2 separate regions of the Homo sapiens genome follow, and region 1 is linked to region 2. Evidence: chromatin loops called from intact Hi-C (ENCODE). Cell type or tissue: Caco-2. All regions are shown on one strand. Links, peaks and the distances in the headings refer to the core of each region. The heading gives the core; the rest is flanking DNA. Region 1 overlaps CYP2C9 (cytochrome P450 family 2 subfamily C member 9). Region 2 has its middle 61 kb from the start of CYP2C18.

Region 1 (8,000 bases), core at 1-8,000, 340 kb after region 2:
CCCAGGTGAGGTGATTCCTCACCCTGCTTCAGCTCAGGCTCCATGCACTGCACCCACTGTCCTGTACCCACTGTCTCACAATCCCCAGTGAGATGAACCCAGTACCTCAGTTGGAAATGCAAAAATCATTCATCTTCTGCATCGCTCATGCTGGGAGCTGTAGACTGGAGCTGTTCCTATTCAGCCATCTTGGCTCCAAATGTTCTCAACTTTTATTTTGAAGTGCACGTTCATGTGTCTTACATAGGTATATTGTGTGATGCTGAAGTTTAGGGTACAAATAATGCCATCACACAGGTAGTGAGACTAGTACCCAATAGGTAGTTTTTCAGCCCTTGCCTTTATATCTCTCTACCCTCTATAGTAATTCCTTGTGTATTTTTTCCATCTTTGTGTCCCACTTTTATATGAGAACATGTGGTATTTGGATTTCTGTTGCTGCATTAATTCCCTCAAGATAATGGCTTCCAGCTACATCTATGTTGCTGCAAAGACATGATTTTTTTTAATGGCTGCATAGCATTTCATGGTGTATATACACCACATTTTGTTTATGTGACACATGATTGGTTGGTTCTATGTCTTTACTATTGTGAATAGTGCAGGAATGGACATACTAGCACGTGTCGTTTTGGTAGAACAATTTGTTTTCCTCTGGGTACATACTCAGTAGTGGAATTGCTGCATCGAATGGTAGTTCTGCTTTTAGTTCTTTGAGAAATCTCAAAACTGGTTTCCATAGTGGCTGAACTAACTTACATTCCCACCAGTAGTATATAAGTGTTCTGTTTTCTCTGCAGTCTCACCAACATCTGTTATTTTTTGGCTTTTTAATCATATCCATTTTGATTGGCATGAGATGATATCTCATTGTGGTTTTGATTTGCATTTCTCTGATGATTAGTGATGTTGAGTGTTTTCTCATATGCTTGTTGGCCATGTGTGTGTCTTCTTTGGAAGGACATATGTCCTTTGCCCACTTTTTAATGGGGTTACTTGTTTTTTAACTTGTTGAATTGTCTAACTTCCTTATAGATTCTCGCTATTGAAACATTGTTGGATTCACAGTTTGCAAATATTTTGTCCCATTCTGTAGGTTGTCTGTTTATTCTGTTGATAGTTTCTCTTGCTGTGCAGAAGCTCTTTAATTAGGTCCCACTTGTCAATATTCATTTTGGTTACAATTGCTTTTGAGGAGTTATTCATAAGTTCTTTGCTAAAGCCTGTATCCAGAATGTTATTTTATAGATATTTTTCCATCAGATTCTTATAGTTTGAGGTCTTAAATTTAGATCATTAATCCATTTCGAGTTAATTATTGTATATGGTTCAAGGAAGTGTTTCAGTTTCATTCTGCATATGGCTAGTCAGTTATCCTCATTCAATTTACTAAATAGAGAATTCTTTCCTCATTGATTATTTTTTGTCAACTTTGTTGAAGATCAGATGGCTATAGGTGTGTGGCTTTATTTCTGGCTTCTCTACTTCTGTTCAATTTGTGTTTTGTACCAGTTACATGCTCTCTTGGTTACTGTAGCTTACAGTATAGTTTGAAGTCAATGTGAAGCTTCCCACTGTTCTTTTTGTTTAGGATTGCTTTGGATTTGGGCTCTTCTTTGGTTCCATATGAATTTTAGAATAAAATAATATTGGTAGTTTGATAGGAATAGCATTGAATCTGTAGATAGCTTTGGGCAGTCTAGCCATTTTAATGATATTGATTGTTTCAATCCATAAGCCTGAACTGTTTTTCCATTTGTTTGTGTCATCTATGATTTTGTTCATCAGTATTTTGTAGCTCTCCTTGTAGAGACCTTTTTGCCCCCTTTGTTAGTTGTATTCCTAGGTTTTTTCTTGTGGCTATTGTAAATGGGATTGAGTTCTTGATTGGCTTTCAGGATGAACATTTTTGGTGTTTAAAAATGCTACAGATTTTTGCATATTTATTTTGTGTACTGAAATCTCACTGAAGTTGTATGTCAGTTCCAGGAGTTTTTGGAAAGTTCTTTAGGGTTTTCTAGGTCTGAATTGGGTCTTCTAGGTCTGAGATGGGTCTTCTACTTCTACTAGTAGGAGATGGGCCTTGCAATCTTGAAGACAGTAGAAGGATGGGTCTTATTTTTAATCCAACTTCCTACTCTTTGCCTTTTATGTGGAGCATTTAGACTTTATCTTCAATGTTAACACTGATATATGAGGTTTTGATTCTATTGTGAAGTTGTTAGCTGGTTGTTTTGTAGTTTCTATTGTGTGATTGCTTTATAGAGTCTGTGGGCTATATACTTAAGTGTGTTTTGTGGTAGCAGGTATTGTTCTTTCACTTCCATATTTAGAACTCCCTTAATGATCTCTTATAAGGCTGGTCTAATGGTAACAGATTTTCCTGGTAGTTACTTGTTTGGACAAGATTGTATTTCTTCCTTGATTTTGAAGCATAGTTTGGCAAAATATAAAATTCTTTTTTGTAATTTTTATTAAAATGAATGTTGAAAATAGGCTGAGCATCCTTTTAGCTTGACAAGGTTCTCTTTGTATGTGATCTGATTTTTTTCTCTAGCTGCCTTTAAAATTATTTTTTAGCCTTGACTTTGGACAGCCTGGTGAGTAAATGCCTTGGTGATGTTAATTTTGTATAGTGTCTCACATATATTCCCTGGGTTTATTGTATTTGGATGTCTACCTTTCTAGCAAGTTTGGGAAAATTTTCTCAACTTATTAGCCCAAATGTATTTTCTAGATTGTTTACTTTTTCTTCTCTCTCAGGAATGCCAATAATTCCTAGGTTTACTCCTTTTAAATAATCAGATATTTCTTGAAGACTGTTCATTTATTAAAATTATTTTTTCTTTATTTTTGTCTGACTTGGTTAGTTCAAAAGACTGGTGTTCAAGCTCTGAAATTGGTCCAGTCTATTGATAAACGCTTCAATTGAATTCTGAAATTCCTTAAGTGACTCTTTCAATTCCAGAAGCTTTGATTGATTTCTTTTTAAGATGTTTACTTCTCGCTCCATTTCCTGGACTGCTTTAGTAGTTTGTTTGCATTAATTTTCAACCCTGCCTTGGATCACTGAGCTTACTTGCAGTCCATATTTTGAATAGTTTATCTGTCATTTCTGAGTTGCCAGTTTGGTTAGGGTTCATTGCTGGGGAGTTCATGTGATCCTTTGGAGGTTTTACGACATTCAGACATTTCATGGTGCCAGAAGTCTTATGCTGGTTTCTTCTTATTTGGAGAGGCTGCCGCTTCTGATTTTTGAAATTATTTTTGTGCAGATAGAATTGTTTTTCTCTCCCTATTTTTGTTCTTTCCTTTTTCTCTTCCCCTTCCTATGGGATGTGACTATAAAGTATGTTGGGTAGGGCCTTTGACTTGGATTCTATAGCTGTGTTCACTTCTGTGGGTAGTTTTATATTGGCCTGTGCAGTTTGACATACATGTCAGTAGATGGCACTTATGAGCAAAAGCCAGCTGTGACTAGGACAACTTGATATAGCACAGCTTGATCCTTGTTTTCTGGGGGAACTTCTCTGTTTCCTCAGATAATCTGTTCATCTGTGGAATTCAGAGTAGTCTGGGCTCCCTGCTGAGCCCCAGGGGGATAAAGATCGGTGTCACTGGACTGGGCAGTCCTGTCTACAGGTCCCCTAATGGCAGGCACTAGCACCAGCACTGAGAGACAACTGATTTTTGCATTGATCTTGTACCCTGAAATTATGCTGAAATCATTTATTAGCTCTACTTATTTTCTATCTGTATTGCATGAGATTTTTCTATATAGAGAGAATCATGTTTCAGTCAAATACACATGATTTGAATTTTTCCTTTCCTATTTGAATGTGTTTTATTTTATTTCTTGCCTAATTGCTCTGGCTAGAACTTCCAATACTATGTTTAATAGTAGTAAAAATGGACATCCTTGTTTTTTTTCTTTTCTTTCTGATTTTAAGTTACAAGTTTTAGTCTTTCACAATTTAGTATGCTTTAGCTTTGCAGTTTTCATAAATATGCTTTATTATGATAAAGGAGTTTTATTTCATTTATAGTTTTCTGAGTGTTTTTGTTATGATGGGTATTAAAAGTTGTCAATTTTTTTTTCTGCATCTAATGAGATGAACATGATTTTCTCTTTTATTCTGATATGGTGTAGTGCACTGATTGACTTTCTTGTTGAACCACTTTTGAATTTCTGGGATAAATCTCACTTGCTTATTGTGAGATTTATTTTTATAATGTTTATTATTATAATTTTTTAATTTTGTAAAAAATTGTTGCAAAATACACATAACATAAAAGTTTCTGTATTAATCATTTTAAGTGCATAGTATTTTGGTATTAATTACATTCACATTGTTGTGCAAATGTCACTGCCATACATCTGTAGAATTCTTTTCATCTTGCAAAACAGAAACTTTATACCCATTTAATAATAACTCTTGGCCGGGCATTGTAGATCATGTCTGTAATCCCAGCACTTTGGGAGGTTGAGGTGGGCAGATTGGATGAGCTCAGGAGTTCGAGACTAGCCTGGGTAACATGGCAAAACCCTGTCTCTACCAACAAAGCAATCAACAAACAAAATGAAAGTAACATAATTTCCTCAACTGTGCAAACTAATTCATATTAATAATTCCATGAAATGTGTCCATAGTAACACAAGAGCAGAAGATGGGCCTTGTAAAGGTGGCCCACCACATTATTTGAGGTCTTTGTCAGTCTTATCTGCCAGATACTGTGTGGACTAACTGCAGTTAAAATTCCCATTCCCTTATCACTTGCCCTGAAATTTATCTGAAATCAAAGGGAATGGGTTGCCCAAAGAGAAGTGTCCAGAGACGTGGATGATGCGACAAGAAATGTTGTAGAACCACACCCCCACCTCAAATGATAACTCTACATTTCTCCCTTCCACCACCCCATGGCAACCAACATTCTACTTTGTGTCTCTATAAAATCGAGTATGCTGGGTACCTCATAAAAGTGGAATCATTACATATTTGCCTTTTGTGACTGGTTTATTTCACTTAGCCTAATGTTATGTTCTCAGGGTTCATTCATGTTTTTGCATGTGTCAGATTTTTCTTCCTTTCTAAGGGTGAATAATATTCCGTTGTATGTATAAACCAAGTTTGCTTACCCATTTATCTGTTGATGGGCACTTGGATTACTTTCACCTTTTGACTTTTTGAGTAATGCTATTATGAATATGGGTAAAAAAATATCTCTTTGATGTGCTGCTTTCAATTCTTTTGGGTATAAATAACCCAAAAGAATAACCCACCACGCCTGGTTAATTTTTTGTATCTTTAGTAGAAACTGAGTTTCACCATGTTGGCCAGGCTGGTCTCAAACTCCTGACCCTGTGATCCACCCACCTCAGCCTCCCAAAGTGCTGGAATTATAGGTGTGAGCCACGTCGCCCGGCCTACATTTATTGATTTGCATATGTTGAACCAGGCTTGCATCCCAGGGATGAAGCCAACTTGATCGTGGTGGATAAGCTTTTTGATGTGCTGCTGGATTCAGTTTACCAGTATTTTGTTGAGGATTTTCGCATGGATGTTCATCAGGGATATTGGCCTGAAATTTTCTTTTTTTTGTTTTATGTCTGCCAAGTTTTGGTATCAGGATGATTCTTCCCTTATAAAATGAGTTAGGAAAGAGTGCGTCTTTTTCTACTGTTTGGAGTAGTTTCAGAAGGAATGGTACCAGCTCCTCTTTGTACCTCTGGTAGAATTCGGCTGTGAATCCTTCAGGTCCTGGGCTTTTTTTTTGCTTGGTGAGCTATTCCTTGCTGCCTCAATTTCAGAACTTGTTATTGGTCTCTTCACGGATTCGACTTCTTCCTGGTTTGGTCTTGGGAGGGTGTGTCTAGGAATTTATCCATTTCTTCTAGATTTTCTAGTTTATTTGCATAGAGGTGTTTATAGTATTCTCTGATGGTAGTTTGTATTCCTGTAGGATCAGTGGTGATATCCCCTTTATCATTTTTTTGTTCTCTCTATTTGATTCTTCTTTCTTTTCTTCTTTATTAGTCTGGCTAGCAGCCTATTTTGTTAATCTTTTCAGAAAATTAGCTCCTGTATTCTTTGATATTTTGAAGGGATTTTCCTGTCTCTATCTCCTTCAATTCTGCTCTGATCTTAGTTATTTTTTGTCTTCTGCTAGGTTTTGAATTTGTTTGCTCTTGGTTTTCTAGTTCTTTTAAATGTGTTGTTAGGGTGTTGATTTTAGATCTTTCCTGCTTTCTCCTCTGGACATTTAGTGCTATAATTTTCCCTCTAAACACTGCTTTAGCTGTGTCTTAGAGATTCTGGTACACTGTGTCCTTGTTCTCATTGGTTTCAAAGAACATCTTTATTTTGCCTTCATTTTGTCATTTACCCAGTAGTCATTCAGAGCAGGTTGTTCAGTTTCCATGTAGTTGTGCAGTTTTGAGTGAGTTTCTTAATCCTGAGTTTTAATTTGATGGCACTGTGGTCTAATAGGTTGTTTGCTTTAATTTCTGTTCTTTTGTATTTGCTGATGGGTGTTTTACTTCCAATTATGTGGTCAATTTTAGAATAAGTGTGAAGTGGTGCTGAGAAGAATGCATATTCTGTTGATTTAGGGTGGAGAGTTCTTTAGATGTCTATTATGCCCGCTTGGTCCAGAGCTTAGTTCAAGTCCTGGAGATCCTAGTTAACCTTCTGTCTCATTGATCTGTCTAATATTGACAGTGGGGTGTTAAAGCCTCCATCTATTATTGTGTGGGAGCCTAAGCCTCTTTGTAGGTCTTTAAGAACTTGCTTTATGAATCTGGGTGCTCCTGTATTGGGTGTGTATCTATTTAGGATAGTTAGCTGTTCTCGTTGCATTGATCCCTTTAACATTATATGATACCACCCCTTTTTTTAATCTTTGTTGGTTTAAAGTGCGTTTTATCAGAGACTAGGATTGCAACCCCTGCTTTGTTTTGCTTTCCATTTGCTTGGTAAATATTCCTCCATCCCTTTATTTTGAGCCTATGTGTGTCTTTTCACGTGAGATGGGTCTCCTGAATACAGCACATTGATGGGTCTTGACTCTATCCAATTTGCCAGTCTGTGTCTTTTAATTGGGGCATTTAGCCTGTTTACATTTAAGGTTAATATTGTGTGTGGATTTAATCCTGCCATTATGATGCTAGCTGATTATTTTGCCTTTTAGTTGATGCAGTTTTTTTTATAGTGTTGACGGTCTTTACAAAATTTGGTATGTTTTTGCAGTGGCTGTTCCCAGTTGATCCTTTCCATATTTAGTGTTTCCTTCAGGAGCTCTTGTAAGGCAGGCTTGGTGATGACAAAATCCCCTTGTGGTGATGGGCTTCCCTTTGTGGTAACCCGACCTTTCTTTCTGGCTTCCCTTAACATTTTTCCTTTCTTTTAACCTTGGTGAATCTGACAATTATGTGTCTTGGGGTTGCCCTTCTTGAGGAGTATCATTGTGGGTGTTTTCTGTATTTCCTGAATTTGAATGTTGGTCTGTCTTGCTAGATTGTGGAAGTTCTCCTGGATAATATCCTGAAGAATGTTTTACAACTTGGTTCCATTCTCCCCATCACTTTCAGGTACACCAATCAAACGTAGATTTGGTCTTTTCACATAGCGCCACATTTCTTGGAGGCTATGTTCATTTCTTTTTATTCTTATTTTTTAACTTTTTTCTTCACATTTTATTTCATTAAGTTGACCTTGAATCTCTGATATCCTTTCTTCTGCTTTATCAATTTGGCTATTGATATTTATTTATGCTTCACAAAGTTCTCATTCTGTGTTCTTCAGCTCCATCAGGTCACTCATGTTCTTCTCTAGTTAGCAATTCGTCTAACATTTTTTCAAGGTTCTTAGCTTCTTTGCAATGGGTTAGAACATGCTCCTTTAGCTCAGTGGAGTTTGTTATTACACACCTTCTGAAGCCTACTTCTGTCAATTCATCAAATTCTTTCTCTGTCCAGTTTTGTCCCCTTGCTGGCAAGGAGT
Region 2 (16,800 bases), core at 5,210-13,209:
TTTGGGCACCAGAGTCAGGGATAGATTCAGGCCCCAAAAGACCCCACGGTACTTCCTGGGCCCTTGGGCTCTGTCCTGAACTTCTGTGTCCTGAAATCCTGCTTGAGTCTTGAGTTGTGGGACTCAAGTCTCAGAGGTCCCCTCCCCAGACAACCTCCTGTTCTGACGTCATAGGAGACCATCACCCCCTCCAGCCCTCAATAAGTGCATTTTAAGTGTACAATTACATGAATTTTGACAGTTTTTTATAAGTTACTTGTAATTTTACTTATATATAAAATGTCTATAAGCTACCTATAATTTATACTTACATATGTATATATGTTTGTATAATGACTGGTAAAACCTAGATACAGATCATTTCTGTTATCTCCAGTTGTTTCCTTGTGTTATAGCCTAGTCAATCCCTGCCCCACCTCCAGCTTCAGGAGCAGCCACTGATGGGATTCTTTTCCCCCAGTATAGATCAGTGATTCTCAGTTGGGTGATTTTGTCCTCCAGAGGACATTTGTCAAGATCAGGAGACATTTGGTTGTTAAAACTGTAGAGTGCTATTGTAATCCAGTGGGTAGATGCTGGAGATGCTAAACATAAAGCACAGGACAACCCCTTACAACAAAGAATGATGCAGTCCAACAGGATCGTTTGAGGTCACAGAAAGGTGTGAACAAAGGAGGTGGGAATCACGGAGGCCATCTTCAAGTCTGTTTGCCACATACCCCATTCTCTGTCTCCTTTCTTTCAGAGATTCTAACTTTAGATCTTTTGGATATATCCCACATGTTTCATTCACTACTTTAGTCTTCTCATTATTTTTTTTTCTCTGTGCTCAGTTTGAGATTTTTGACCTGTCTTGAGTTTTCTAGTCTCATATATAACGGAGTTATATAATCTTCCAGTTTGTTGGTAAAATCCATTCAGCGAGTTCTTAATTTCAGATGCTGCATTGTTGAGTTCCAGAATGCTTATTTAATTCCTTGTAATATTACCAGCTGAAATTGTTTATCTTTTAATTCCTTTCCCTCTTTTTTTAAACAACATATTAATCACGAGGGGTTGGTCTCTTCAATCCCATCAGGGTTATTGGGTTTGGGCTATGTTGAAATCTTGGTAAAACTTAGTTCACCTCTAGTTTATCTCTTTTTGTTTTTTTGAGACGGAGTCTCACTCTGTCGCCCAGGCTGGAGTGCAGTGGCGCGATCTTGGTTCACCGCAAGCTCCGCCTTCCGGGTTCATGCCATTCCGCGTCAGCCTCCCAAGTAGCTGGGACTACAGGCACCCGCCACCACGCCCGGCTAATGTTATGTATTTTTTAGTAGATGGGGGGTTTCACCGTGTTAGCCAGGATGGTCTTGATCTCCTGACCTTGTGATCCGCCTGCCTCGGCCTCCCAAAGTACTGGGATTACAGGCGTGAGCCACCGTGCCCGGCCTAGTTTATGTCTTCTATGAGCATGGTTCTCCTTGGCTTTTGATTTATAGTCTTGTGAGTCTCTGGCTCCTTATCCCTGAAGGACTAATTTAGTTTTGCCGTTTAGAGGTTTTGATCTAATTGGCTCTTGAGCCTCTGGTTCCCCTGCAGCTTCAAAATCTGGCAAGTGTCTTGAGGTGGAGGACTCTTAGTAGAATGTTGTTTTCTAAGTAATTTGAGATTATGGGAAATTTCACTCTTTTTAGAGGCCACCAGTCTACTCACCTTTTCATTTGTAGCCACAGAATTCAGCAAATGTCCTGTGGACAAAACTATATGTATTAGGGGTTTGTCAAAGTTTAAATGTGTCATGCCAGACTCAGAAGCAGCCAAAAACACTGCTGATCTTTTTTTCTCTTCTAGAGATCCTCTATGTGGACCAAGCCTGCCTGATCTACACACACACACACATATGCACACGCACACGTTCAAACTTATTCAAATCCTTTATATCATTTCTTATGTGAACTGCTTAATTTTGAGGGAGGTTTTAAAAATATTTTATCATGATTATGGATTTATAAAATTTTTATTTTGTCAGTTTTTTGCTTTTTGTATGTTGAAGTCATGCTGTCAGATGCTTTAAGGCACATAATTGTTATATAATTTAATTGACAAAACAATCTCTAGCCATAGTTCTCTCAGGCCTTGTTAATGTTATTCATTTTAATTTGCTTAATAGTAGTATTGTTATCCCATTTTCACTTTGTTAGTTTTTATCAGAAATATATTTTTTCATTTCTTAATTTTCAGTACTTTAGTTACATCTGTTATAAACAGCATTATTTTAGTTTTAACAAGAAGATTTATAGATTTCTCATGACTTATATTTTCAGTTTTGTGGCTCAGGTTTTCCTTTTGTTGGAGTTCTATGAGATTTTTTTCTTCATCTCCTCTATTCATTGCTATTATCAACTAAGATGATTTTGATTGGGAGAGCCTCAACTCAGGCTGGTTTAAAAAATAGGGAAATTTCAGCACTTACTCTAGGCAGGGATAATAAAATAAAAACAATAGGGTCGGTGGCTCATGCCTGTAATACCAGCACTTCGGGAGGCCGAGTCGGGTGGGTCACTTGAGGTCAGGAGTTCAAAACCAGCCTGGCCAACATGGTGAAACCCCATCCCTACTAAAAATACAAAAATTAGTCCAGGCACGGTGGCGGTAATCCCAGCACTTTGGGAGGCCGAAGTGGGTGGATCATCTGAGGTCAGGAGTTCAAGATCAACCTGGCCAACATGGTGAAATCCTGTCTCTACTAAAAATAAAAAAATTAACTGGGCGTGGTGGTGGGCACCTATAGTCCCAGCTATTTGGGAAGCTGAGGCAGGAGAATTGCTTGAACCTGGGAGGTGGAGGTTGCAGTGAGCCGAGGTTGCACCACTGCCCTCCAGCCTGGGTGACAGCGTGAGACTCTGTCTCAAAAAATAAAAAAATAAAAAATTAACTGGGCATGCTAGTGCATGCCTATATTCCCAGCTACTTGGGAGGCTAAGGCAGGAGAATCGCTTGAACCCAGGGGTCGGAAGTTGTAGTGAGCCGAGATCGCATCACTGCCCTCCAACCTGGGCGACAGAACAAGACTCTGTTTCAAAAAAATAAATAAATTAATTAAATAAAGGGATAATTTACTACTTCACATAATAGTGTTACAATAGCCATGTGGCTCAGATATGTTCCCTAGTGGTAAGAAATCTCTATGCCTCACCTTCTTTGGTGGTGTTCAACCCCCATATGTGGTTTTTTCCCCTTTTGCTTACCAACCCCCAGAACAATTCCTGTTGGCCCAAATATGTTACTGGTGGTGAATCCATACGGTTCTGCAGCAACCTCAATTCTTGCCTCTTGAGAAGAAATAATTTGAGGGGCATAAGGCAAAGGAGAGACAGGCAAATATTAGAGGAGGAGTGAAAGTTTATTACAAAGTTGTAGAGCAGGAAATGAAAGGAAGTAAAGTACACTTGGAAGAGGGCCAAGTGAACATCTTGGAGGTCAAGTGCACTATTTGACCTTGGCCTTAGGGTTTTATATGCTGGCCTACATCTGGCATCTAGGATCGCTTTTCTGGTGGAATGCCTCTGAAAGGTAATATACCAGTTAAACTCTGCCGTTTTGCCTGTTAATGTGCATGCTTGAGGTTACTCGCCCAACTCCTGAGATCTTATCAGGAAGCTGCTGATCACTAGTCTTAGGTGTTTCGTATATGTTGGGAGACTGCCTTTCCCTGGTGTTGGCTGTGACCAGTTATATTATGGAGACAGTTAACCACCTGATCATCACCTGATGGCCACCTGGGATGTGGGGGGAACCCTCTCCTGCCCCACTTATGCCTGTCTAGCTACCTACTGTAACAATAGAAAGCCTACATTTGGACATGCTTCAGAGCTGTTTGACTCTGGTTCAGTGATGTCATGCAGGTATTTCTAGCTCTCATCATGCTTTTCTTCAGTGGCAGCTTCATTCTCATACTGGTAGCAAGTGTTTCCAGGCATCACACCCAGAAACAACCACATCCAGAGGATGAAGAGAGACTACATTTTTGGTGCTCTCCTAGGAACAAGATAACTCCCTCAAAACTTGCCATGAGAGTTCCCATCATGAATCTTTGTGTCAAATTCCTGAGGCAATCTCTGGCAATATATGCAAAATTATGTTTTGCTGCTCCCTGGATGTAGGGGTTGGATCAGCTTCCACCAAGGTATTTAGCTGCCTGGGGAAATGGGTGGATAACTGAATTACATTGGTATTACTCTGTTAGGAAGGAAAAAGTAGGTAGGGGAGAATGTTGAATAAGCCGGGAATACTGTCCCCTACAAATGTTCAAGGATTTTCCTTTTATTTATTCGTTCTTCAAAACCTCAAGAAATTATTATTATTATTATTATTATTATTATTATTATTATTATTATTATTTTTGAGAGAGGGTCTCACTGTCTCCCGGGCTAGAGTTCAGTAGTGCAAACATAGCTCACTATAGTCTCAACCTCCTTGGCTCATGTGATCCTCCTGCCTCAGCCTCTGAAGTAGCTGAGACCACAGGTGTGTGCCACCACACCCAACCAATTTTTTTATTTTTAAATTTTCGTAGAGACAGGGTCTTGCCATGTTGCCCAGGCTAAGAAATTCTACTAGAGAGGTTAAGTAGTCTTCTTGGTTCCTTGCTGGAAAACAAAAATTCCATAAACAAAGTTTTGCTTTATGAAAGGGGAATGATTTTATAACGTAACTTGACATACTAGTAATTTAATATTTGTATTATGAATCTAGTCATTGTTTGGGATCAGGCCACATCACCCCAAAGTCTCTATGACTGCAGGAGACCATAATATACCACCCCAAAATATGCCTCTTTGATGAACTGATTATTTTGAACTGCTTATTTTAAGAAACTGCAGATGCAGGAGTAGTTCTGAAAAGGTGCCCATTTGTAAGATAAATTTACACAGGAAATCTCCACTTTTAAGTGCCAGGCAAGGTGTCAAAGCCCGGGCAGTGAAGACTGGTTGGCTCCCTGCTGGTAAAAGAATTTACCAACAATAGTATAGGTTTGAAAAGGAAAGTTTTATTAGAAAGAACACTGCAGCAGAGTGTACTGGGACACTTCAGCAAGAGAGGACTGAGTGTGCAGTTGTGGATTTTCCGTAGGGGTATTTATGGACCTTAAAGCAGGAGCTTAAGGATACTTTGGACCATATTAGTAATGTAGGTCATGATAAATGGTTACATGTGTAGACATTTTGGTGCCTTGATGTCAGCGAAGTTTGCACAATGGGTTTCAACATGCGTGCATTCTGGAGATGTATTGAAATTCTTGTTACTTACACATTTTTGGGAAAGAGGCCTGATACCAGATGTGGCTTTAGTCAGAGGTGTCCAATATATATATATTTTTATACTTTAAGTTCTGGGGTACATGTGCAGCATGTGCAGGTTTGTTACATAGGTATACATGTGCCATGGTGGTTTGCTGCACCCGTCAATCCGTCATCTACATTAGGTATTTCTCCTAATGCTATCCCTCCCACCAACAGGCCCCGGTGTGTGATGTTCCCCTCCCCGTGTCCATGTGTTCTCATTGTTCAACTCCCACTTACGAGTGAGAACATGCAGTGTTTGGTTTTCTATTGTGTTAATTTGCTGAAAATGATGGTTTCCAGCTTCATCCATGTCCCTGCGAGGGACATGAACTCTTCGTTTTTTATGGCTGCACAGTATTCCATGGTGTATATGTGCCACATTTTCTTAATCCAGTGTATCATTGATGAGCATTTGGGTTGGTTCCAAGTCTTTGCTATTGTGAACGGTGCCACAGTAAACATACGTGTGCATGTGTCTTTATAGTAGAATGATTTATAATCCTTTGGATATATACCCAGTAATGGGATTGCTGGGTCAAATGGTATTTCTAGTTCTAGATCCTTGAGGAATCGCCACATTGTCTTCCACAGTGGTTGAACTAAATTACGCTCCCACCAACAGTGTAAAAGCATTCCTATTTCTCCTCACCCTCTCCACCATCTGTTGTTTCCTGACTTTTTAATGATCACCATTCTAACTGGTATGAGGTGTTATCTCATTGTGGTTTTGATTTGCATTTCTCTAATGACCAGTGATGATGAGCTTTTTTTCATATGTTTGTTGGCTGCATAAATGGCTTCCTTTGAGAAGTGTCTGTTCTCATATCCTTTGCCCACTTTTTGATGGGGTTGTTTTTTTTTTTTTTTTTTTGTAAATTTGTTTAAGTTCCTTGTAGATTCTGGATATTAGCCCTTTGTCAGATGGATAGATTGCAAAAATTTTCTCCCATTCTGTAGGTTGCCTGTTCACTCTCATGGTGGTTTCTTTTGCTGTGCAGAAGCTCTTTAGTTTAATTAGATCCATTTGTCTATTTTGGCTTTTGTTGCCATTGCTTTTGGTATTCCAGACATGAAGTCCTTGCCCATGCCTATGTCCTGAATGGTATTGCCTAGGTTTTCTTCTAGGCTTTTTATGGTTTTAGGTCTTATGTTTAAATCTTTAATCCATCTTCAGTTAATTTTTGTATAAGGTATAAGGAAGGGAACCAGTCTCAGCTTTCTGCATATGGCTAGCCAGTTTTCCCAGCACCATTTATTAAATAGGGAATCCTTTCCCCATTGTTTGTTTTTGTCAGGTTTGTGAAAGATCAGATGGTTGTAGATGTGTGGTGTTATTTCTGAGGCCTCCGTTATGTTCCTTTGGTCTATGTATCTGTTTTGGTATAAGTACCATGCTGTTTTGGTTACTGAAGCCTTGTAGTGTAGTTTGAAGTCAGGTAGCGTGATGCCTCCAGCTTTGTTCATTTTGCTTAGGATTGTCTTGGCAATGTGGGCTCTTTTTTGGTTCCCTATGAACTTTAAAGTAGTTTTTTCCAATTCTGTGAAGAAAGTCAATGTTAGCTTGATGGGGATAGCACTGAATCTATAAATTACTTTAGACAGTGTGGCCATTTTCACAATATTGATTCTTCCTATCCATGAGCATGGAATGTATTTCCATTTATTTGTGTTCTCTCTTATTTCATTGAGCAGTGGTTTGTAGTTCTCCTTGAAGAGTTCCTTCACATCCCTTTTAAGTTGGATTCCTAGGTATTTTATTCTCTTTGTAGCAATTGTGAATGGGAGTTCACTCATGATTTGGCTCTCTGTTTGTCTGTTATTGGTGTATAAGAATGCTTGTGATTTTTGCACATTGGTTTTGTATCCTGAGACTTTGCTGAAGTTACTTATCAGCTTAAGGAGATTTTGGGCTGAGACGATGGGGTTTTCTAAATATACAATCATGTCATCTGCAAACAGAGACAATTTGACTTCTTCTTTTCCTAAACCAGGAAGAAGTCGAATCCCTGAATAGACCAATAACAAATTCTGAAATTGGGGCAGTAATTAATAGCCTACCAACAAAAAAATCCAGGACCTGACAGATTCACAGCCGAATTCTACCAGAGGTACAAAAAGGGGCTGGTACCATTCCTTCTGGAACTATTCCAAACAATAGAAAAAGAGGAAATTCTTCCTAACTCATTTTATGAGGCCAGCATCATCCTGATACCAAAACCTGACAGAGACAGAACAAATAGGAAAATTTCAGGCCAGTATCCCTGATGAACATTGATGCGAAAATCCCCAATAAAATACTGGCAAACTGAATTCAGCAGCACATCAAAAACTTATCCACCACGATCAAGTCGGCTTCTTCCCTGGGATGCAAGGCTGGTTGAAAATACGCAAATCAATAAACGTAGTCCATCCCATAAAGAGAACCAAAGACAAAAACCACATGATTATCTCAATAGATGCAGAAAAGGTCTTCAACAAAATTCAACAGTTCTTCATGCTAAAAACTCTCAATAAACTAGGCATTGATGGAACGTATCTCAAAATAATAAGCGCTGTTTATGACAAACCCACAGCTAATATCATACTGAATAGGCAAAAACTGGAAACATTCCCTTTGAAAACTGGCACAAGACAAGGAGGCCCTCTCTTACCACTCCTATTCAACATAGTATTGGAAGTTCTGGCCAGGGCAATCAGGCAAAAGAAAGAAATAACGGATATTAAATTAGCGTTGTCCAATATTTTGCCTGCCTTGGGCCACATTAGAAGAAGAATTGTGTTGGGCCACACAAAATACACTAACACTAATGATAGCTGATTAGCTTAAAAAAATCACAAAAAATCTCTTATAGTGTTTTAAGAAAGCTCATGAATTTGTGTTGGGCTGCATGCAAACCTGTCCCAGGCCACATGCAGCTTGTGAACTGTGGGCTGGACAAGCGTGTTTTAGATTGTGCACCCAAAATATCTGAGATGGGTCTCAACCAATTTAGAAAGTTTATTTGGCCAGCATTAAGGATGCACCTGTGATGCAGCCTCAGGAGGTCCTAATGACATGTGCCCAAAGTGTTTGGGTTACAGCTTGCTTTTATACATTTTATACATATATATATGTATCATCAATCAATATGTATAAGATGTACATTGGTTTGGTTGGGAAAGATGGGATGGGAAAGATGGGACAACTTGAAAGAGGGGAGGGCATGGGGGGGCTTCCAGGTCATAAGTAAATAACAGACAAAATGTTGCATTCTTTTGAGTCCTTGATCAGCCTTCCACAGAATACACAATTTAATATGGCTCAATGAATCTGTATTTTTACATAAACAGTAGGGCAGAGGAAGCAATCAGATATGCATTTGTCTCAGATAGCAGAGGGATGATTTTCTGTGCTGCACCTGTGAAGATAAGCTATCAGTTTGTTGTCAGTGAAATTCAACAGAACTCCTTTAGGGTAAAGATCTTGAGGCCCACAAGGAATTTCCTTGTGGGCAAATTGTGAGGGAGGTATGTAGCTCTTTTATCTTTTTAGCTATCTTATTTTGGAATAAAATGGGAGGCAGGTTTGTAGTTCCCTGCTTGACTTTTCCCTTGACTTGTGATTTTGGGGTCCTGAGATTTATTTTCCTTTCACAAGATAATAGGGAAGTGTAATTACTTCTTGAATTCCTCAGATAAGGGGCTTTGCCTCCAGATGGTCTGCTTGATGGCCGAGGTGATCTTTCCTCTCCTCAGTAAGGATATCTTCTTTGCACAAAGAAGAGAGGGATGACTAAATGGAGAAGGTGCCCTCAGATAACAAATCTTACCTTTGTGTAAGGTGCTTTTCCTGGCTCTCTCATCTTAACCAGGCTTTTTCCCCATGCTCTTTTTCTCTGTACTCTAAAAAATTACTTATTCCTTACATGTCTTTCTTGTATATATGAAAATATACATGTTAATAAACCTTTTCTCCTGTTAACCTATCTTTTGTTACAGGGAGTCCCAGTGAAGAACTATGAATGGTAGAGAAAATTATTTTTTCTTCCTTACATTATTATCACTTGTTGTAGATAACAAGGATATCCCTCAGTTAACTCATGACTGCAGATCATTATATTGGCCTTTTGTTTACCATATATTTACCCTACTTCCCCAATAAGAATCACAGAACCTTTTCTGGTCAACAGAGAAGTTTCTTCTTAAAGAATCTGGCCTCATCCAAGGAGAGACCTGGCCTTTGTCTTGGCTCCTAGGAGGTAATCTCTAAGCTATTGGAATTTCCTAAGTGATAGGAATGTCTTTGTTATTCTTGGTGGGCCCCTCAGACCACAAGGCTAGTTAGTGCTAATAAGGTGATTCATGGCCTGAGTGCTGTGGTTTATGCCCCTAATCCCAGCACTTTGGGAGGCTGAAGTGGGAGGATAGCTTGAGCCCACGAGTTGGAGACCAACTTGGCTGATGTGATGAGACCCCCATCTCTAAAAATAATAATAAAAAAAAATTAGCCAGGCATGGCAGCGTGTGCCTGTGATCCCAGCTACTTGGGAAGCTGAGGTGGGAGGATTGCTTGAGCCCAGGAGGTTGAGGCTGTAGTGAGTTATGATGGCACCACTGCACTCTAGCCTGGATGAAGGAGTGACACCCTATCTCAAAATAAAATAAGGTGTGTAATGGTGGGCCCCCATGATGTCAGACTGACCTCCTGGGAAGAAGGGAGAGCTGATGCCTACATTTAACCTGTGGCCAATGAATTAACCATTAAGCCTGAATAAAACCCCTGGACATAGACAGTAGGATGAGCTTTGCCTTGTACAGGTATTGTAGCCCACTGTGGCTGGGAGGAAGTAACACTGGCTATGGATCCATGGGTAGAGGTTAACGGAAAGCTCAGCATTTGCGATGTGGACAGGAGACAGGGAAATACTGGGTAGAAGAAGGGCGTTTCCCCAGCAAAGGCCCCATTCTCAAGCCTGGAGACCCATGGCCCTAACTGAGAACAGGCACTTCTGTTTTTGTGCCCCAAAAGTTGCCTTTTGGTTTGCCTTGCCCCTGTATCCTGTACCCAAATAAACCCCGAACCTCAGGCTCCAGAAGCAGATGAGGAGACAAAGAGACAAGGAGATAAGGAGGCAAATGGTAGAATGGCACAGCAGAGAAAGAAGAGAAGGAATGTCTGAACACAAAGAGGAGTTCGGCTGGGGGCAGTCTGAGAGATGTTCAGCTGCTGGATGACCAAACTCCAGGGGAAGATCATCTTCCCACTCCATCCCCACTTCCAGCTCCCCATCCATCCTGCTGAGAGCCACCTCCACCACTCATTAAAACCTCTGCATTCATCCTTCAAGCCCGTGTGTGACCCAATTCTTTCAGGACACTGGGCAAGAGCTCAGGATACAGAAAGCTGTCACACTAGCCCTCTGCTCTTGTGAAAAGGCAGAGGGCCCATTGAGCTGGTTAACACTTAAGCCATCTGAGGAAGGCAAGGTTAAAAGAGCATTGTGACACTGGGGCCGCAGGCACCCACCCCTAGAGACTACTATGGGGCTGGAGTCCACATCACTCACCCTAGGTACTCCACCTCCCTGTCTGCATGCTCCCCCACCTGTCAAGGATTTGAGCACCAAACAGGTGAGCCACACCCCTGTTGCACGTCCTGAGAGGGGGGTCAAGGAACTCTCCTATTTCATTTGGACCCCTCCACAACTCCACCCGATGCATCTCTTCCTTTGGCTGGTTACTGAGAATATACAAGCTTTCAGTACTATGAATCTTGCAAGCAAGTTATTGAATCTGAGGGTGATTTTGGGAAACTCAAAACTTATAGTTGGTGTCAGAAGGCTTGCAGTCTGGAGAATTGTGCCCTCACTTTTTAGTTAGTCTAACTCCAAGTATGCTGCTATATCATATAGTAGGAAGAACCTGTCTGTGGGTCTTATTTGTATCTTTGCCTGGAAGTTGATTGTCAAAGATTCAGTTGGAGATGGGGGAGGCTGACAAGAAGATACTCACAGGAAGGTTATCACACAACTATCTATGATAATAGGGCTTGTACCTGTAGTCTTTGACACTTAGAACAGTCTCCCTCTTAACAAGACATGCTATATTTTTTTCTGCTTGCCCAGCTTTTGTCATCATGAAGTTACACATATTTTCCACCTGTCCTCAAATTGGAATTATGGTCAGAGGACTTTGAAGGTGTATTTGAACCACAACAGTGATAGTAGAGCATCATGCATAAACAAATAAATTTAGTAGTCCAGTTATTTTATTTTATTTTATTGAGCCTGGGTTTTGCTCTGTTGCCCAGGCTGGAGTACAGTGGCATGATCATAGCCTACTGCAGTCTCAACCTCCTGGGCTCAAGTGATCCTTCCCAAGTAGCTGGGACCACAGGCATGTGCCACTATGCCCAACTAGATTTTTTTTTCTTTTTAAGACAAAGTCTTGCTCTGTCACCCAGGCTGGAGTGCAGTGGCACCATCTTGGCACACTGAAACCTCCACTTCCTGGGCAAGTGATCCTCCACCTCAGCCTCCCGAGTAGCTGGGACTATAGGTGTGTGCCACTACACCCAGCTATATTTTTTAAAGTATTTTTTGTAAAGAGGGGGTTTTTCCATGTTGCCCAAGTTGGTCTTAAATTCCTGGGCTTAAGTGATCTGCCTACCTTGGCCTCCCAAAGTGTTAAGATTACAGGAGTGAGCCCCCACACCTTGCCAAACTCTTATTTTTTAAAGAAATCTCTTTTCTCATATCTGATGTTTTGAAATTTAGGTTGGTTGTATTTTGTTGGCAATTTATTTCCATATACTTAGTCTTCTAGAAGTTTCTCAATTTTATGGTCTGTTATTATTCACCTCCTGGATTTTCGATGCTGCCATAGATTAATTTTTATATTTATTTTGTCATTTAAAAGAAGATATTGGGAGGGAGAAGAAGTAAACAAGGGCATTCAGTCAGCTATCTTGATCTCAAAAACATATTTATAAATCAGAATAAAAGTCATTTTTTGACTAAGAAGTTGGAACAAGAATAAAATAAGCAAAATGCCCTAGTAATTATGGAATGTACTAGTTAGCCACTGCCAGGTACAAAACCACCCTCAAAGCTCAGTGGCTTAAAATGCTTATTATTTCTGAGTTTGTGAGTTGGCTGTGGTCAGCTGGTCTAGGCAGGGCTTGAATGATTGGCTCAGCTGGCCTTGGTTAGACTCACATCTGTGGCCAGCTGGTATTCAGTTGATTTAGACTCAATGGGGTTGAGGAGACTGCTGAGAAGGTTTTCTCATCCTTCTGCCACTAAAGAGCTAGCTCAGACACGATCTTCTCATAACAAAGGCAGAGACGCAAAAGTAAGTGAAATTGAATAAGTACTTTTCAAGCCTCTACTTGCATCCCAGCTAATTTCCCATGGCTAAAGAAAGTCACAGGGGCAAGCCCAGAATCATGGTGGGAGGACACTGCAAAGTTACATGGCAAAGTTTATGGGTACAGAGAGAAGTGAGGTGTTTATGCAAACTTCCCTCCAGAATTGTGATTCTCAAATGCAAGGAAATATAAAACCAGTTGGAGATATTTGAAATGGTCTTTGGAAGCAATGTGCATTATTTTGTTAACCCAACCTATTCTTTAATGCTTAATTTAAATATCACCTTTTTCATTAATGTTTCATGATTCTCATAATGGTTAGTATTTTCATCCTTTTCAGATTTGTCACTGAGATATGAAGCAGCATTTTGAATCACATGCAGTTATAATCATCCAAAGGGCAGTAGTTTTGTTTTGTTCTGTTTTCCTCAGCATTTTGTGAGTTATGCTGTTTTTTTTTTGTTTTTGTTTGTTTTTTTTGTCAGAGGCAAGCTTGTAGACAACAAGAAAAACATACTATAGTGATAGTCTAATGATAATTGCTACCATGTATGCATAGTGTATTGAGCTACTCTGTGTACTGTTCAAAGCACATTACTTACGCTAAATCTTTTTAATACAAATTGTTATGAGGTCTTCTGTTAAGCAAAACTTCATGTGAGAGTTCAAGTTAAACAACCAATATGCTTTTCTGCTTCAAAAATTAATGTCTATTAAATAACAGCATAAGTCATTGAACTCTTTTCTAATAGCTGCTTTTATTTTTATGTTAAGGGAATGATATGTAAACCAGAAATAAATTCTAAGTCCCCCCAACCATCTGAATGGACTTCCTTTTCAGCCAGGGCACTCTTAAAACTTAACCTGAAAGACTGGTTCAGGCCATGACGGGAAGTGGGGGTAGGACATGCCTCATTATACCTGTCCAGCATTAACATCAGCACAGACTTTAAGTCTGATAAGAAACATTTTACAACCTATTCCCTTTACTACCTGAAGGCTTCCTTTGCAAATAAGAATTTTGGTCTCCACAATCCTTTATCTTAACCCAGACATTCCTTTCTATTGATCTCAGGTCTTCAGATAAACTCAACCAATTGTCAACCAGAACATTTTTAAATCTACCTATAAGCTGGAAGCTCTGCCCCACTGCCCCCACCACTTTGAGTTGTCCTGCCTTTCTGGACCAAACCAATGTATTTCTTGAAAGTATTTGATTAAAGTCCTATGTCTCCCTAAAATATATAAAACCAAGCTGCACCCTGAACACCTTGGGAACATGTTCTTAGGACATCCTGATGGCTGTCTCACGGGGGCATGTCCCTCATATTTGGCTCAGAATTAATCTCTTCAAATAATTTACAGAGTTTGACTCTTTTCATCACCAGATATGATAAAGATTGTGCCATCTTTTGCCAGATTTTCACTGTTATTAGTTACTGCTTGGTTTTTACTTTGTTCTCTGCAACTTTGTTTTTAGATCTTTTTGCTTTAAAAGAAAATTACCTTGGAGCAATTTTTAGCTGAATAACCTATTAACTGCCTGTTTAGGCCTCCAGCTAAGGCAGTATTCTCCACCAACTGCCCCCACCCCCGCCCCATGCCCAGCACTAATAATCTCATCATTACTGTGCCTGCAAGAATCTCACTTGGGCCTGGATGGGTTTGGACCAAGGCCCAGTTAAATGGCTTCACTGGTGAGCTTGGCTTCTGAGGTGTCCTTCAGACCTTTTGTTTTCCACTGAACAATGAAGGTAAAAATTTTGTTAGTGACTTCAGTCTCTCTCTGCAGCCAGTATAAAAATTTAACTCCAAACATTGAATTATAATGTTTCATTTGGGAACAACCCTTATTTTGGAATTAGCTAACTCAAATGATTTCCTGTTACTGATAGTAGTGGTTCAATTATATACAAACATTTTATTTATTCATTATAACCGTCTCATTTATTTATTTATTTTCTTCAACTTTTAAGTTCCAGGATACATGTACAGGATGTGCAGGTTTGTTACATAGGTAAATGTGTGCTATGGTGATTTGCTACACAGAGCAATCCATCACCTAGGTATTAAGCCCAGCATCCATTAGCTATTCTTCCTAATGCTCCCCTTGCCCCCAACAGGCCCCAGTGTGTGTTGTTATCCCCGTGTGTCTATGTGTTCTCATTGTTCAGCTCCCACTTATAAGTGAGAACATGAGGTGTTTGGTTTTCTGTTCCTGTGTTATTCTGCTGAAGATAACAGCTTCCAGCTTCATCCATGTTCCTGCAGAGGACATGACCTCATTTCTTTCTATGGCTGCATAGTATTCCATGATGTATAGGTACCACATTTTCTTTATCCGATCTATCATTGATGGGCATTTGGGTTGATTCCATGTCTTTGCTATTGTGAAATGTGCTGCAATGAGCATACATGCGTGTGTATCTTTATAGTAGAATGATTTATATTCCTCTGGGTATATACCCAGTAATGGGATTGCTGGGTCAAATATTATTTCTGCTTCTAGATCTTTGAGGAATCACCAGACTGTCTTCCACAATGGTTGAACTAATTTACACTCCCACCAACAGTGTAAAAGTGTTCTTTTTTCTCTGCAACCTCACCAGCATCTGTTGTTTTTTGACTTTTTAGTAACTGCCATTCTGACTGGTGTGAGGTGCTATCTCATTGTGGTTTTGATATGCATTTCTCTAATGATCGGTGATGCTGAGCTTTTTTTCATATGTTTGTTGGCCACATGAATGTCTTCTTTTGAGAAGTGTCTGTTCATGTCCTTTGCCCACTTTTTAATGGGGTTGTTTATTTTTTTCTTGTAAATTTGTTTAAATCTTTTGTAGACTCTGGATATTAGACTTATGTTAGATGGATAGATAGCAAAATTTTCTCCCATTCTGTAGGTTGTCTGTTCACTCTGATGATAGTTTCTTTTGCTGTGCAGAAGCTCCTTAATTTAGTTAGGTCCCATTTGTCAGTTTTTGTCTTTGTTGAAATTGCTTTTGGTATTTTCTTCATAAAGTATTTGCCTGTGCCAATGACCTAGATTTTCTTCTAGAATTTTTATAGTTTTGGGTTTTACATTTAAATCTTTAAGTGATCTTCAGTTAATTTTTGTGTAAAGTGTAAGAAAGGGGTCCAGTTTCAATTTTCTGCATATGATTAGCCAGTTGTCCCAGTACCATTTATTAGTGAATCCTGTCTCCATTGCTTGTTTTTGTCAGGTTCGTCGAAGATCAGATCATAACTATCTCATTTAATAGGCAACACTTTTCTTTCCCTCAAGTAAGTTGACATGAAATCATAGGAGGTCCTCTACTTGCAAGCTGGAGAACAATCTCAAAATTTAGTAATACTGTATCCTGAAAACAGTTATATGTGGCAATATACTAAATTACCACGAGGTGGCATAATTTCCTCATTAAAACTGACTTTCAGGGTTCTAAATTGGATTTCCTCTAGTCTTTTGACTTTACAGGGCAAGATTTCAATTTTATTTATTTTGTTACTCCTGTGGAAAAGAGAAAGAACAACAATTTACTAACTTCTGTACCTGTAACAGCAAGGGAAAATATTAAATTCTTCTATTACATATACATTTTAAATTTTATATATTTAAGGTGTACAACATAATGTTTTCATATACATGTTCATAGTGAAATGATTTCCGCCAAGCAAATTAACAGATTCATCTCACATGGTTACTTTTTTTTTGGACAAGGTCTAGCTCTGTCTCAGGCTGGAGTGCAGTGGCCTGATCATGGTTCATGGCAACTTCTTATCTCCTGGGCTCAAGTGATCCTCCCACCTCAGCCTACCAAGTAGTTAGAACTACAAGCATGTCTATGCTTGCTATTTTTTTAAAATTTATTTTTTGTACAGATGAGGGTCTCACTAGGTTGCCAGGCTGGTCTCGAACTCATGGACTCAAGCAATCCTCCTGCCTCAGCCTCCCAAAGTACTGGAATTAGAGGAGTGAACCACTACACCTAGCCAGTTACATTTGTTTGTATGTGGTAAAGTACCTAAAAGCTACTCTTTTTGCTAATTTCTGGTATACAATACAATATGTATTATTAACTGTATTCCTCATGCTGTGCTTTATATCTCTAGGGCTATTTATCTTAC

The links. Peaks named below come from ENCODE experiments on the same cell type or tissue, not always from the same donor. Only the 100,000 strongest peaks of a DNase experiment are listed, where the experiment ranks them.
Region 1: a loop joins it to region 2, with 5 times the contacts of the local background. A loop is called at or near these places in 4 of 110 quality-filtered maps.

The regions. Positions count from the first base shown.
Region 1 is chr10:94,960,563-94,968,562 of GRCh38, forward strand. The region is part of intron 5 of CYP2C9 (cytochrome P450 family 2 subfamily C member 9); the gene reads left to right. Among named protein-coding and RNA genes, the nearest start is that of CYP2C9, 26 kb to the left of the region's middle. In Caco-2, for the core only: CTCF peaks have their summits at 3,429 (motif pointing right) and 3,630; a DNase peak (open chromatin) is centred at 3,549.
Region 2 is chr10:94,614,127-94,630,926 of GRCh38, forward strand. No RefSeq gene overlaps it. Among named protein-coding and RNA genes, the nearest start is that of CYP2C18, 61 kb to the right of the region's middle. RefSeq lists an enhancer at 12,245-12,746. In Caco-2, for the core only: no CTCF peak of the experiment used is centred there; DNase peaks (open chromatin) are centred at 9,025 and 9,635.